Regions from separate parts of the Homo sapiens genome. Here region 1 is linked to region 2. A link is a loop called in an ENCODE intact Hi-C map of the cell type or tissue named here. Cell type or tissue: Calu3. All regions are shown on one strand.

The links. Hi-C counts contacts between places; a loop is a spot of excess contacts. Peaks named below come from ENCODE experiments on the same cell type or tissue, not always from the same donor. Only the 100,000 strongest peaks of a DNase experiment are listed, where the experiment ranks them.
Region 1: it touches region 2 in a loop (5-fold over the local background); 58 of 110 quality-filtered maps call a loop at or near these places.

What each region holds. Positions count from the first base shown.
Region 1 is chr10:86,358,504-86,366,503 of GRCh38, reverse strand. It overlaps GRID1 (glutamate ionotropic receptor delta type subunit 1), which reads left to right. Exons shown (of 16, transcript NM_017551.3): 1 at 1-190; 2 at 2,408-2,563. The coding sequence starts at 112. Among named protein-coding and RNA genes, the nearest start is that of GRID1, 4.3 kb to the left of the region's middle. RefSeq lists silencers at 21-220, 251-400, 3,185-3,304 and enhancers at 2,601-3,114, 3,115-3,628. In Calu3, no CTCF peak of the experiment used is centred here; a DNase peak (open chromatin) is centred at 3,193.
Region 2 is chr10:85,544,383-85,552,382 of GRCh38, reverse strand. The region is part of intron 4 of LOC105378404 (a long non-coding RNA gene); the gene reads left to right. Among named protein-coding and RNA genes, the nearest start is that of GRID1-AS1, 29 kb to the left of the region's middle. In Calu3, no CTCF peak of the experiment used is centred here; a DNase peak (open chromatin) is centred at 4,142.

The DNA of each region.
Region 1 (8,000 bases), 810 kb before region 2:
CGGCTCTCCCGGGGAGCGGCCCGGGACTGCACCGGGACCAGCGCCTCCCCGCTTCGCGCTGCCCTCGGCCTCGCCCCGGGCCCGGGTGGATGAGCCGCGCGCCCGGGGGACATGGAAGCGCTGACGCTGTGGCTTCTCCCCTGGATATGCCAGTGCGTGTCGGTGCGGGCCGACTCCATCATCCACATCGGTAAGCGCGGCTGGAGGCCGGGCCGAGGCTGGGCGGGGGCCCCAACGGGGCAGGGGGTGCGCGGCGTCCAAACTTGGCGTTTCCCTGGGCCGAGGGGCTCGGCGGGCGGTGCTCCCCCGAAGGGCCGCGCCGCGCCGCCCGGCGGAGGAGCTGTGCACCGGCCGCGCCGCGCTCCCGCTGGCTGCTTGCCGCTCCCCGGGGCTCCGATCTCCGCGCGGGGCCCCGCGGCCTCTACCGACACTTAGGGCCGACGCTTCGGGGAACACCGGGATGGACGCGCGTCGAGACCCGCGCCCTTAGCGGGGCCGTCGGCGGGTCGGGAGGGCCCTTCTGCGCAGCTCAGAGCAGCGGGGGGCAGGGGGAGGTACAGCGGGGGGCTCGCCAAGTTGGCAGGGCAAGATCAAAGAGGCCGGACCGGAACCGTGTGTGAATGTGTGTGGGTGCGTGTTGTCAGCGTGTGTCGCTGTGTGCGCCTGGCACGGTGTCGGTGTTACTGTGAGAGGGTGTTGGGGTGTGTGGGGCCATCTGAGCGTGTGTTGGTGCGTGCACGACTGTCTGTCAGCCTGTTAGAGTGGACACAGTGTCTGCCTGCTTCTCCGGTGTGTGTCTGTGTAGCCCTTGGTGTATGTGTGAGTGCGTGTGTATCTGGTTGTGGCGACTGCATCCCCATCCTGGACAGTCCTAGAGTTTTGCGTGGTCCAAGTCTTGGGGGCCCAGACGGTCTGGGTGGTGGGAGCCGAGGGAAGAAGCGTGGGCAGCGGGGGGTAGGGGGATGCTGAGCGGGAAGAGATGGATAGAGAGAGAGAACCGGGAGAGAAGATGAAAGCGCAGAGGAGGAGGGGGCGCGCCGAGGGGGAGTGGGCGCGCCGAGGGGGAGTGGGTGGGAGTTGGGAGCAACACGGGAGGAATCTCGGGAAGTTGGGCCGAGTTGGGGGGCTGACAGCGGTCGCTTTGGGGGAGTCCCTCCGCAGTCGTCTTTCCGGAAGTTGGGAAAGACCAGCGAGCACAGGGAAACTGGGGGTTGGGAGGTGTTGAAGGCGAGGAGGACGGGACAAGGCGGGAGGGTGGGTGGTGGAGTGGGGTGGTGAGGACTAGGCCTGGGCTCGGAGAGCTACGATTCCTCCTCAGGGGCCCGTGACCAAACCTGCTTCCCGCCCTGGAGGGGTGCGGGTCTCGCGGTCAGCATTGCGGCGCCGGCTCCGGGTGTAGTGAGGAATCCGGGCCTCCCTCCTCCTACCCAGCCCCCAGCTCGAGGGATCACTGGGCCTAGCTCCGGGACCTCAGGGACCCTCGAGGCTTGGTGAGGCGGGATGTGGGTGGCTGACTCCAGAGCTGTCCAGGTTGCAGGACTAGGCTCGGGCTGGTCGCACTGATCTCGGCTGGAAGCGCAGGGTCCGTGGAAGCTGTGCTAGGCGCACAAAGCGCCAGCCGGAGGGCGCCCTGGAGGAGCTGTCCGCGGTTCTAGAAAGCCCTTCAAGAGCAGCTCCTTCTGGGACCCCCAGCTCCGCTAGATCTGAACGTGGAGGCGCCTAGGACACAAGTCCCCTTCCCCCACTCCCCTCGACAGACGTACAGGAAATGGGAGTGGGGAAGGATGGAGAGTAGGAGGCTGAGCTCAGGGCGCCAGGCCGGGCAGCGTCACAGTCATCCAAGCTGCAGGCCATCCGAAGCCCCTGCCTAAGGAAGACCCCTCTGCGCAGGAAAGCCAACTGTAGACCTGCTTCGCTCAGCTCCACTCAGCAGGGGACGTGCATGGAGAAGGACCCATCATTCTGTCCTGGGATTTGGGTGGGGGACACCACCCTCCCGGGGAACTTCCTGGCTCCTGGGATGGGATTTATGGAACCATGTCAAGGCATTTGGGCGCTGCCTGGGGCCACCCCAGCTTGGCTTAGTCCCTTGTGTGGAGCATGGCTAGGACATGTGGTGCCTTGGTTGTGAGACACGTGTGTGACCTGGTGGCAGCCTGTGGGATGTGCATGTGTAACTCATGTCAACTGTGTGCACGTGTGCGCTGAGGGCTGGTGGGGGGAGGGGAACATATTCCTGTGCAGGTGGAGATCGGAGAGCCTTAATCTACCCCGCCAAGCTGAAATCCCAGTTCAGACTTCCCACCACCCGGCAATCATCGGTCTGCGAGTGCCTTGACCCTCGGGCCAAGGGAAGCGGGGAGAGGGTTCTTGTCCAGGTCCGGTCTTGATCCCTTCTCTCCTCCAGGTGCCATCTTCGAGGAGAACGCGGCCAAGGACGACAGGGTGTTCCAGTTGGCGGTATCCGACCTGAGCCTCAACGATGACATCCTGCAGAGCGAGAAGATCACCTACTCCATCAAGGTCATCGAGGCCAACAACCCATTCCAGGCTGTGCAGGAAGGTGAGTGACCGCTGTGCCCAGGGCCCACTGGGACACGGCCTGCGAGGCGTCGCAGCAGTGGGCACCGGAGGGGTTGGGACGAGCTGGGCTGCGCAGGGCACCCTCTGTTCCTCGGCAGCCGCGGTGCCATGCGCGGTGGCGCGCCTTCCCCGGCCCACCTAGGCAGCGGCGCCGGGACTGCTCTGCGCTGCGGGCCGGCACGGAGAGCCTGCGAGCGCGGGGAGCTGGTGTTCTTGCGGGTTGCGTGGCGCCCTTCGGGCTGTGTGGGCGCGGGTGTGCGCCCAGCGCTGGCCGCGCAGGCGTGCGTGGCTCGGGGCAGTCTTTGTTTCTCGGTGTTTGGGGGTGGGCGTGTCTGCGTGCCGGGTACCTGTATCGGGCGCACCTCCCCTGATCTCAGTGGCCCGGTGTTTTCCTCGCTTCGAGGTGAGGAGCGCCCAGCGGCTGGAGCCCGACCTGTCTCCTTCTCCCGGGCATAACCTGGTAGGCGCGGCGTTTCGCGCCCCGCGGCCCCCAGAGCCTCAGCCCGGCGCTTCTCTGCAGCGCTCCTCCACCAGGTTTGGAGGAGCCGGTTTCTCTCTCGCTGTCCGCGCCGCGGGCGGAGGCGCCGCCGCCTGGGCCGGAGGTGGGCGCTGTTCGCCCAGGAAAGGAGCGGAGCTGGGCCGGTCCGGCTGCGGGGAAATCCTGGCCTACGCCGGGGCCGCCCTTGTCCACAGCCACTGCCTCCGGTCGGGCCCCGCGGCAGGCGCCACAGGTGCGAGGCGAGGGCGTTCACGACAGCAACCCCCTCTGCTTTCCCTCCTCTCTGCTAGTCCCTCCCCTTCAACCTTTCAGCTCGGGAACCCTGGTTCCTTCTCCAAGCCTCCAGATTCCTGGTTAAGGCCTAAGGCTCCGCCTCTGACACTTACCCGGCTTAAGTCCCTTCTCCTTCCCTCTGCCTTGCTCCCCGCAACCATGGGGACTCTGGGGCCAGCGCCCCTCAGTGCTGGGGCAAGTTAGTGGCGCAGGATGCAGGGATTCCTTGCTGGAGGAACTGGTAGAGAAGTGTAGAGGGGGCAGTGGGTGTAGTGGGAGGTGGGCTGGCTAAGAGCTCCTGGCTGGTGTTTTCTCCTCAAGCCCGTTGAGCCGAGAGTCCTCCTGCTGCTTTGGTACACATGGGTTGCTAGTCTCCCCGGTGCCTGCAAGGACAGGATGCCTCGATGATGGCTCTGGCCTGGGTCTGGGGGGTCAGAGCTGGTGTTGGGGAGGTCGTTGTGTTGGAAGGAGGAATTCTGGGGGTCTCCTATTCTTGGGTGCAGCAGAGGAAGGAAAGGGGCCAGCTCTGGGGGCAGGGACCGGGGACTACTTCTGGGGACTGAAGGTCCAAGGATTTCTTGAGGTGGTTTTACAAACCGGGAGTCCCAAGTGTTTTCTTTTAGGGGGGGTGAGGCTAACACTGCCTATTATGGGAGCTGCTGCTTCCAGCTGTGACAGATGTCCATTGTCAGATGTCTGTTGAGGTACAGGGAAGAGGAATTCCTGCCCTTCTTTGGTGTCTGGTCGTGTCCCACCAGCAGTCTCTATCTCCAGACACCCCCTGCCTCTGGACTTCTTTTCAGTGTGCCCTTATCACAGCTCCTTGCAGGTGCTTGGGGTGGGCTCCAGCCAGGGGAGGGCAGGGCCTTCTTAGCGGAAGGAACCCTAAATGGGGTGGGGACCTGGGGTGACAAGCTACAACTTTCACAGTGCCACCTGTTCCCTTGACACTGGTTCCACAAACCCCATCTCTGTTGACATTCATTCTTTGTGCTTGGGAGCTGAAGCCACAGTTTGGAAGCACATATTTCCTGGACCCAGGAGCTCACAGTGTGGTGGGGACCCTGCCTGTGTTCCATGTCTGGTGACACACCTCTGTTGGCTCCCCTCTGCAGTGTTGAGTATCCAAGCTCATTCATTTTGCCTCTGAATGATGCCCGTCCGCTCCCATCAGCAGTTCCCCAGGGACTAAACATGATGCTCTTGCACAAGGTTGCCACCTCATGCAGGTAACACACAAGGATGAACCGGGCAGCTGGTTCCTGTGGCACCTGGAGTACAGGGTCTGAAGAGGTCATCTCCATTAAAAGGAGAAGCTGTCACACAGCTTTAACAGATTTTGCCATTGGGCGTGAAAATCCTACTGTTGTAGATGTGCTGATTTATTTTTTTAAGAGGAGCCCCAAATCTGGACCTTAATGTAAATTTTGATTTAAAGCTATTGCCAACTAATAAAATAATGTAAACAACACAGTACAAGCCAAACAAAACATAGCTATGGGTGATTCAACCTGTAAGCGCCCCAAAGCAACTTTGTCCTGGGGACAAAGGTTCCACCCAGGGGCCTTTTCTGGGTCTTGGTTTCTCTGTTTGTATAGCTGGAAAAATGTGTCAGGCTCCAAGGATGGCAGACTGACACAGTCTCTGTGGGGTGTGAGAGTGAGTGTTTCTGCATGTCTGGAACTAGGGAGTTAGATTCTTGGTTGACAGTTGTCTAGGGAGAGAGACACTGGCCAGGTATTGTTGGTGGGCTGCCTGCTGCCCAGAGAGTTTGTGCTGGTGAAAGCTGGCATGTACTTTCATTTTATGAGTCTGGTGGACTGAAATCCATTGTTATCTTGTGACCTTGCATAGCCCTTGGATGCCTACAAGGGATGGGAGGAGCCTGCCCTGGAAGGCCTCTGTGAGGGGCAGAGCAGTGCTCAGCAGCCTCCTTTTCCCTTGCCTGGGGCTCTGCTGCAGGTGCTCAGCTCTCTGGATGTCCTTCCTTGGATGTACTCTGTGGGGTGCTTTTCCATCACTGGGCTTGATCCCTGCTTGATGAATGCCTTATATCTCACTGCTGGGCCTGGACATCCATTGCAGCAGGACATGGGTTGTCGATACAGGTTGAGTAGGAAAGAAAAAGACTTTTAGTAGCGGAGTGGTCAGGGATGGAGAGCAAAGGCAGATGGGGGCTTGATCTCCATCATTGACTGGACAAGCCCACAGTGACCTCTCAGTGGAGTGGTGCTGTCGCTGTTTTGGTCTGAGAGGCAGTGCCATGCAGTGATAAGAGCCTGGTGGAGCTTAAAGAGTTTCAGTTCCCATCTTGCTTGTCTTCACTCGTGGTGTGACCCTGGAGCTCTGCTCTGAGCTTCTGTTTCCAGATCTGTTCAAAGGGAATAATCATAGGATTTGCCTCATGGGATTGTGAGGATTAAATGAGATGAGACATGTGTAAATCATCTACATAAGGCCTGCGGTGGGTGTTCTGTAAACAGTAATTCCCTTTCCGTTCCTTGACCCAACTGTGAATCCATCTCAGCTTCTCTTGAGGCCGTTGATATTTTCAGCTACATTATTTTTTTAAGCTAGTGAATTCCTTGAGAGAGGACCTAAACTGACCTTTTCATTTTTAGCTCTTACTTTTTTCCCTGATTATAAAAGAAATGCATTGCTGCAATGAGCATGTATTAATATAAAAATATAAAAAAGAAAAAGGGCAATGTGTGCTTATTATATAAAATGTGGAAGGTACAGGAAAGTGTCAAGAGGCAGAACAAAATCACTCTGAATTGCACTAGTGTTATTTCCTTCCAGTCTTCCCCCCACCACTGTATTTTATACATTTTGAGAGCTCCCATTCTGTTCAGTTTTATATCCTGTTATTTTTTCCTATTTAACATCATTGGCCTTTTCTGAAATCACTATGAACTATTTGTAAACATTACTTCTAGTAACTGCATACATTTCTCAATATTCAAAACTTTTTTTTTTATAAAAGGGAACTATTTATGCTGAGATATGCAGAATCAAGTATTCCTGAACAAAACAAGAAACTCGGCCTGGATATGTTGGTCCTAAGATTTATACTTACAATTTCTTCAGGATGACTTTTAACAAGCTCCTTACAAGCACTGCCTTTTAGGACATTTGGTCAATGTATGGAAAACAATGGATCACACAATAAAATATCCATTTGATAAGGATTGAAAGTTAGCAAATAACACAGAAAGGACATTTAAATCTCTAAAATGTTGCATCTTAGATTTAGCTGGCAAAGTCCATATTAACAAATAGTGTGAAAATTTGTCTTCTAGGTACTAAAAGAGATCCTAATTTGTTAAATAAAAAAATTTCAGATTGTTGTAAAGTGCTTGCTCAAGTAGGAGTTTATATAAATGCATATAATTTATATAAAAGAACTGGCTGAGCACGAGTCTTCTCATTTCCCAGCATTACTTTTTACTGTGAGTAAAAGACGAGAGTTATTAGATATGCTGTAGATATACCTGTCGCAGTGTGGAAGGATAACAGTTTAGGAAAGAGGCAGAAAAAAGGAATGCATGCAAGTGAGGCAATATTCCTTTTAGTTATCATAAGCACAAAAGGATTCTAGGAAGACATAAAAATTACCAAGAATAGCTTGTGGTTCACAGAATGAAACAATGAAATAAAATAAAAATGAAACACAGAGAGCTTGTTGGTGCCCATCTGGAGGCCTTGCTCAGTTTATATCCGTTACCTCCTAGGTGGTCACCCTGCCCCTCACTGGCCACACTGGTATCTAGACATTCTGCTAGAGGCTCCCCATCCCTAGCTCTGATGGCTTCCGGCATCTTCGTTGGCTCCATTCAGAATTATAGAGAATTGTAGGTCCCATCGAGGCCACGCTCTTGCAGTCCTCCTGGCAGCCTCACCAGACACCATCAGAGGCTCTCTGAGTGTGATGTCCGTGTCTTCCTAAAGATGCCTGTAGACCCCTTATTCCCATCCTCTCAGCTGTGTTAGTTTTCTTGTGGTGCGGAAACAAATTTTACCCCAAATTTAGTTGGTTAGATCAACACACATTTATTCTCTTGCAGTTCTGCAGGTCAGAAGCCTAACATGGGTCTCACTGGGCTAAAATCTGGGTCCTTCTGGAGGCTGGAGGAAAGATTTGTTTCCTGGCCTTCTCCAGCTTCCAAAGACTGCTGGATTCCTCAGCCCCTGGCCCTTTCCTCCATTTTCAAGGCCAGCAATGGCGGGTCAAGGCCTTCTCACATCCTCTCATGCTGACCTGGCTTCTGTCATCACATCTCCTTCTCTGACTCTTCTGCTTGGCTCCCTCTTTCAAGGACCTTTGTGGTTATATTGGGCCCATCTGGATAATCCCAGATAATCTCCCTATTATTTATTTATTCTTTTTTGAGACAGAGTCTCTCTCTGTCACCCAGGTTGGAGTGCAGTGGTATGATCTTGGCTCACTGCAAGCTCTGCCTCCCGGATTCACACTATTCTCCCGCCTCAGCCTCCCGAGTAGCTGGGACTACAGGCGCCCGCCACCATGCCCGGCTAATTTTTTGTATTTTTAGTAGAGACGGGATTTCACTGTGTTAGCCAGGATGGTCTCAATCTCCTGACCTCGTGATCCGCCTGCCTTTGCCTCCCAAAGTGCTGGGAT
Region 2 (8,000 bases):
TAGTTATTCAAATTTCTTTGCCTTTCCTCATAAATTTTAGAATCAGCTTGTCTATACAAAATATTCTGCTGAAATTTTGGTTAGTACTGAATTCATTTACAGATCAAATTGGGAAGAATTAATATCTTTCCTATATTAAATCTTGTAATGCCTGAATATGGTAGGTCTCTTCATTTATTTAGGTCTTCTTTAATTTCTTTCAACAGTACTTTATAGTTTTCAACATACAGATTCTCCATTTGATTTTCTTCCAGATTTATGCCAAAGTGTTTCCATTGTTATTGGAGTTATTATAAATGGTATTGTTTTTGTTTTAATTTCTGGTTTTAATTGTACATTGTTAGTATATAAAAAATGGTTAATTTTTCAGTATTGACTTACTTTTTGCAACCTTGTCAACTTTGTTATTTTAGACATTTTTTACTTGTATGCATTTATGGGGTACAAGTGTAATTTTGTTACATGGATAGATTAGTGGTGAAGTCGGGGCTTTTAGTGTATCCATCACCTGAATAACATATATTGTACCCATTAAGTTATTTCTTATTGTCCATGTCCTCCTAGTTCCTCACTTTTCTAAGTCTCAATTTTCTATCATTCCACACCCTGTGCCCATGTGTACGCATTATTTAGCTCCCAGTTAGAAGTGAGAACATGTGGTATTTGTCTTTCTGTTACTGACTTGTTTTACTTAATGGCCTCCAGTTCTATTCATATTGCTGCAAAAAGATATAATTTCATTCTTTTTATGGATGAATAGTATTCCATTGTATATACATACAACAGTTTCTTTATCCAATCATCCTTTAATGGATACTTAAGTTGATTCCATATCTTTGCTATTGTGAATAGTGCTAGAATAAACATAGGTGCAGATACCTTTTTGATATAATGATTGCTTTTCCTTTGGGTAGATACCTAATGATGAGATGGCTGGATCAAATGGTAGTTCTATTTTTTGTTCTTTGAGGAGTCTCCATACTGTTTGCTAAAGTGGCTGTACTAAATTACATTCCCACCAACAGTGTATAAGCACTCCCTTTCTCTGCATGCTCTCCAACATCTGTTATTTGTTTTTGATCTTTGTTCTTTGGGATTTTCTATACAGACAAGCATGTCCCCGTGAATAAAGACAGTTTTATTTATTCATGTCTAATTTATTTCTAAAAAATAATTTCTGTTTCTTGCCTATTGCATTGGCTAAAAGTTCCAGTACTATGTTGAATAGGGATAGTGAGAAAGGATTCCTTGTTTTTCCTAATCTGAAGAAGAAAACATTCACACTTTCATTATTAAGTATGATAGTAGCTGTAGATTTTGTTTGTAGATACCTTTTATCAAATTGAGGAAGTTCCTTTCGGTTCCTGGTTTGCAAAGAATTTTTATCATAAATGAATGCTCAATTTTGTCAAATTATTTTTCTTCATCAATTGATCTGATAATGTATTTTTTCTTCTTCGAACTCTAAATGTGATGGATCACATTGATTGCTATTCGAACATTGAACCAAGTCATATTTTACTGGGATGAATTCCATTTGATCATGGTGGATTATCATTGTCATTATGATGATTTTTATGTAGCTTCATTAAATTTAATAATATTTTGTTGACAATTCTTGCATCTTTTAATGCAAGATATTGGTCTGTAGTTTTCATTTTTTTCTACTGTCCTGCTTTAGTTTTGGTACAGAGTGATGCAGGCTTCATGAAATTATGTAGACAAAATTTTTATTCTATTATTTGAAAGACATTTTCGACACCTGATGTTATTTTTTAAAATATTTGATATAACTACACTGGGAAATCATCAGAGATTGGAATTTCTTTTTCAGGAGACTCTTGAGCTACAAATTCGAATTATTTAATATATGTAAGAAGATTTGTCTATTTCATCTTGTCTGAATTTGTAGTTTACAGTTTTTGAGGAATTGTATCATTTCAGATAAATTATTGAAGAGAGTGCATAGAGTTGAGCTGGCTATTCACTCTCTATTCTTCTTACATGTATGTCATTTTTAGTGAGAGCACCTCTTTCATTTTTACTGTTGGTAATTTATATATTTTCTCTTTTTTTAACAATCTTGATATTTATCCATTTCATTTATTATTTCAAAGAACCAGCTTTTACTTTCATTGATACTTAATATTTGTTGTCTGAATTAAACAAAAAATTTTTTACTCTTATCTTTTATCTTTACTCTTATCTTTACTCTTTTCTTCTTTAAACTTGCTTTGAATTTATTTTGCTCTGTTTCTTATTTTTTAAGTTAGAAGCATAGAATATTGATTTAAGAACTTTCTTCTTTCCTAATTAATAAATGCATTTATTGCTGTGAATTTCAGTCTAATCACTTCCTTAACTGTACACAACATCTTTGATCTATTTGTGCTTTTATTTTCTTTAAGTTCTATTTTTTTTCTAATTTATCTTGGAACTTTCTCTTTGACTCACAGATTATTTTAAAGTGGGGTAGGTAATATGCAGATGTTTGCTGATTTTTCAGTCATCTTTCTATTATTGATGTCTAGTTTAATTCCATGAAAGTCTGAGAACATTGTAGAGTTTAATTATTTTAAACTTCATAAAGTTTTTTAAATGATTCAGGTTATGGAGTATCCTGGTAAATGTACCATGTGGACTTAAAAAGAATGGGTATTCTGCTGTCATTGAGTGTAGTGTTCTGTAAACATCAATTATATGCAATTGGTTGATAGTTTTATTCAATTCTTCAATGTCCTTGCTGACTATCTGCCTTCTAGTTCTCTATATTACTAAGTGATATATTGAAATCTCCTAATATAATCACAAATGTTTGTATTTGTCCTTTAATTTCTGTCAGTTTTGCATATTTAAGCTCTGTTGTTAAATACACATGCATGTAGGATTGTTATTGTTATTTCATATGCAAGGACTCCCTGTAATTTTCTCTGCTCTGAACTATCCTTTTCTCATATTAGTATAGCCAATCAGGCTTTTGTGGGTTAATGTTTGCATGGGACATAATTGTCTATCCTTTTTCTTTTCATTTACCTATTTTGTTATCTTTGAAGTGAGTTTATTGTAGACAGCGTATAGTTGAGTAATTTTTAAAAATCCATTCTGAAAATTTCTCTTAATTGCTGTGTTTAAGATTATTATTAACAGATTTGTATTTAACTCTACTATTTCATTGTCTGCTTTCTGTCACTTCTATTTGTCATTTGTTTCTCCTTTTTTGTTTTCATTGAGTGACATTTAAGTTTCTTTTATTCTGTTTTAATTGATCTATTATGGTTTTTACTTCATCTGTTTATTACTGGCTGCTCTTATAATTAAAATATATACACTTTCTTTTTTTGTAAACTTCTAAGAATTTTAGTACATTATATAGAAAACTTAACATCACATAGGTCCCCTTACCTTCCTTCCTTTACGTTATAGTTTTCATATTACAACAACTTACATTAAAAACGTTATCAGATGAATGTTATAATTTTTGCTTCAAACATGTAATAAATTTTAAAAACTAGAGAAGAGGAAAATAGCCTATTATATTTATGAAGATTCTCCTTTATTTCTAAAATTCCAATGACATGCATTTTAATCTTTTATTATTGTCACACAGATCTCTGGGGCTCTCTTCATTTTTTCCCTCTCTGTTTTTGCTAATAGGCCCATCCAGTGAGTTTTACATTTTGGTTACTATACTTCTCAGTTCTAAAATTTCTATTTGATTCTTCTTTTTATATGTTATTTATTTGTTGACCTTCCGTTTTTCCATTTTTTTCAAGAGTGTTTACTATTGCTTCTCAGGCCCTTCGAATAATAGATGCTCTGCAGTCTTTATCAGGTAATTCCAACATCTGTGTCATCTTGACATTTGTGACTGTTAATTGTCTTTTCTCATGCAAACTGAAAGTTTCTTGTGGTTTTTTTTTTTCCCATGGCAAGTAATTTTGGCTTAATTCCTGGATATTTTGAATATTATGTTTTGTACTCTGGTTCTTATCTAAATTCTATGGCAAATGTTGATATGGTTCTCTTAGTGGCAAGGCAACCTGAATAAGTTCAGACTACAAGTTTCAACTTGCCTTCTGTGGGCTGTGAATTCAATCTCAGTTCACTGCTCAGTGCCTCACAGTGCTATTCAGATTTTGCCCACATGTGTGCCACCCTGTGGTGGATTTGAGACTTGGTCAATGATCTCGTTATTAGTTCTGTCCTCTAAATCTTTATATGCTCAGTAGAATCAGATCCACGCATGTGCAGACTGAAAGTGAACCCAGGATTTCTTAAACTACTTTATGGGGGATGTCTTCTTGGTGTCCTCCCTTTTCACAGTCTCTCAGGTAAAGTATATCCAGTGGCTTTTTACAGACTCCAAAGGGTCCCTAGCACTCCTCTTTTTGGTCCTCCAGAGAAAGTGTTGTGACTTTATTTTTTCTGCCCTGCCATGCACTTCCATGACTACATTTTGTCTGGGGTCAAGTGGAAGGATGATATATGAGGAAAAAGGCAATGGTAGCTCTCTCTACACTCCTGGGTTCCCAACCCCACTGAATAGCGAGGCTTCTGCCACTACTGCTGTGATATTACTTGGAGGATAAACAACAGCAACACAACATTGACAACAGAGGATTTCCACATTCCTTTTGAGATTTCAGAGTTCCTTTCTCACCTCCTGGAGCCAGAATGGGAGAGTTTTTCCTGGAGGCCTCTCTGTTTGTGCCAATGACCACCTCTTGGTTTCAGTTTGAATTGCATTCAGCCTAGAGGATAACATAGGGAAAAAATGCATAAACTCACCACCATGTGGTGATGCTTTGAATTCTGGTCTTCTTTCCAACCCATTTGCTACTATTTGCTTTTCATTGTCCTAAAATATCTCCTCCATATATTCTCTCCTGATTGTGTAGTCACAGCAATGGGAAAGACAACAAAAACATAGTTACTCCAAAGGACACAGAACTGGAATATATCCATTAGGGTTTTTTTTTTTTTTTTTTTTTGCATTTTTTTCAAATTTTTATTTTGAACTAATTTAAGACTCACAGAAGTTGCAAAAATAATACTGGAGGTTCCTGTGTGTACTTTCCCTAGCTTTCCCCAATGACAACATCTTATATACAAGAGTAACATTTTCAAAACCAGAAAATCGGTAGTGTTACAACACTATTAATTAAACCATAGGAATTATTTGACTTTTATCAGCTTTTGTTGGTGGTGGTGATGTTGATGATGATATGCAGTACTGTGGAATTTCACATGTATAAATTTCTGTTGACACCACCACAATCAAGATATAGAACTCTTCCAGCACTACAAAAAAACTCCCTCATGCTGCTATATCTGTATAATCACACTCTTCCTCTGATTCTAACCCCTGGTAACCATTGATCTGTTCTCCATTATTGTAACTTTTTCATTTCAAGGTTGCTCTATAAATGGAATTATACAGTATAGCCATTAGTTTTTAACAGAATCCGATCTTTGGCACCTTGTGTTTTATTGCTATTAAACATTCAGACATCAGCAATATTCCTTCAATGGGACAAGGACTGTAAAACACTGTACCTCAAGTCCCTCTGACCAGTACAGGAGCTGAAAAAAGAGTTATTGTAGTATAGGATATATTTATTGACTAGGTTCTGTTAAAGGATCACATACCTCATTATTGTTCATTTCTGAGAGCCCAACTGCTGGCCTGTTGGAGTCAGAGAAAAACTAGCTTTCACTGGACTCATGGCTTCAGGTCACAAACTATGACGAGGAGACCACGCTTGTCTCCTCTCTTCCCCTGTCCCCCTGTGCCACCTCCATGAGTGTGAGGTCAGGAGAACAGTGTGCTGGCAGACCACAGTGGAGCTGTTCAGAAAAAGGCACATTTAAACACACCTATTATCTCCATGCCTTTGTCAACAAAATATTTCAATTTCTGATGAATCTCTCTGTGTTCCTAGATTCATTTTAGGTCCAGCAAAACATATTGTTTCTTTGTTTGCTTTTCTATTTGCTCATGGTTATTACTTCCCCCTGAATGGTTCATTATAGCAGCAGTCATAGAATGATCATCTTGGAGTATATTATTATTTATTATGTATCGAGTGCCATAAAGGCTCATAAAGCTTTCCAGGTGCCTATAAGGATACCAGCCATTGGCTGCAGAGCACACAGCTGCGCTTAGGCACTTACTAGAGAGATGCAGCAGGAGATCTGAAGATGAAGCAGGCAGTTCCGGGGAGCAATTGATTCCTTCCAGCTTCCCCCTAGCAGAGGACGTGGTTGCAGAGCTCAGGAAGCTCCATGCTGTAAGGACACAGAAGAGGAAGTGAACAGAGAATGCACTCTTAATGTGGGTTTCATAGGCGAAGGTGGTGGTGCCTATAATAGTAGGAGAGGGAGCAAGACTCCTTTAGTTATAAAAATACAACTCTGATTCTCATATATTCTGAATGAGATTCTGTAGTCTCATTCAGAGAGGATAGGGAATGAAAGCAGGAAGGCAAAGATCACTTACATTTATTATCTATGTGCCAGCACTGATTTGGGCATTGGAATAGAGAGGACTGGAACCCATGGTGTGTTACAAAAAACAGACAAAAGATGAATAAATAAATATATAATGTAATGTTTCAGAAGGAGACTGAAGTTGGGTAAGGAGATCAAGCATAAAAGATGGTTATTTTTGATAAACCAGGGAAGCATGTTCTGAGACATGTCCTTTGAGCAGAGACCTTAATGAACTGAGGGAATGAACCATGTAAATATCTGGAGAAGGGCTTTGAGTAAGAAGGAACAGCACATGCAAAGGCCCTGGTTATGCTTACTCTTGGCAAGTGAAGTGGCAGTGATCCATTAGTGGGACTGAAGCCCAGGAGACAAAGCGGGGGTGGGGGGTGGGTGCTAAAGATGAGGTTGGAACATCAGCCATGGGCAGACCATGTAGACTGTGGGGAAAAGGGTGAATTTGTTCTCTGGGTGATAGCAAGTCATTGAAGGGTTGAAATGGGGAAACTGCATTAATCTGTTCATGATTTTAAAAGTTTACATTAGGTGTTGTGCTAATGTGTGGAGAATAAACAGGGATAGGTGAGCATAAGAATGAGTCTGTGTGTCCATGACGAGCACTTGCCAGGCTGACATACCCATTACATTTTATTCCTATGAAATTCTACCAATGCAGTAGATAGGTAACAATAATCTCCATGTGACGGAATAGTCTGTGACTCAGCAACTGCTGTAGTTTACTCTTGCAATAAACAGGAAGCAGGCACTTGAACCCAGGGGTGGTTCAGTTCTGATCTCTCCTTTTATCCCAGAAACAGCTTGGCTGCGGATACCTTGCTTTTGAGAGCCAGGAAGGGTCATTGCCCCTGCATTCTTGTCTCTATCCATTCTGTTTCCTCCTTGGGCAATGGAGACCAGATGTGTTTGTCTCACCCTCATGATTAAAGTTTAGATCCCATATATCCCTCCACATTTCCATTTGCCAGTGCCCTCCCAGGTGGCATCAGAAAACACACTGCCGTGATCAAGTGAGTATGACCCTTGGTGAACACTCTCCTCCCCATCTGGGATTGCCACTTCCCTTGTTTAAAACACCAGACACAGGCAGAGATTCTCTTCTTAACTCTCCAGTACTATCTTCCCAAGAAGTGCGATTTCCCTAGGTTTGCTCACCATTAGAGCCCAAATTCTGAAATTAGCTGGTATTGTCTGTCAGCAAAATGGTAACTAATATGAAATCCATTAGAAAATTATGATATTTGAGAGGCCGAGATGGGCAGATCACCTGAGGTCAGTAGTTCAGGACCAGCCCAGACAACATGGTGAAACCCCGTCTCTAATAAAAATACAAAAATTAGCCAGGCATGGTGGCACATGCCTGTAGTCCCAGCTACTTGGGAGGCTGAGGCAGCAGAATGGTTTGAAACTGGGAGGCAGAGGTTGCAGTGCGCTGAGATCGTGCCATTGCACTCCAGCTTGGGCAACAAAGCAAGACCCCATCTCAAAAAAAA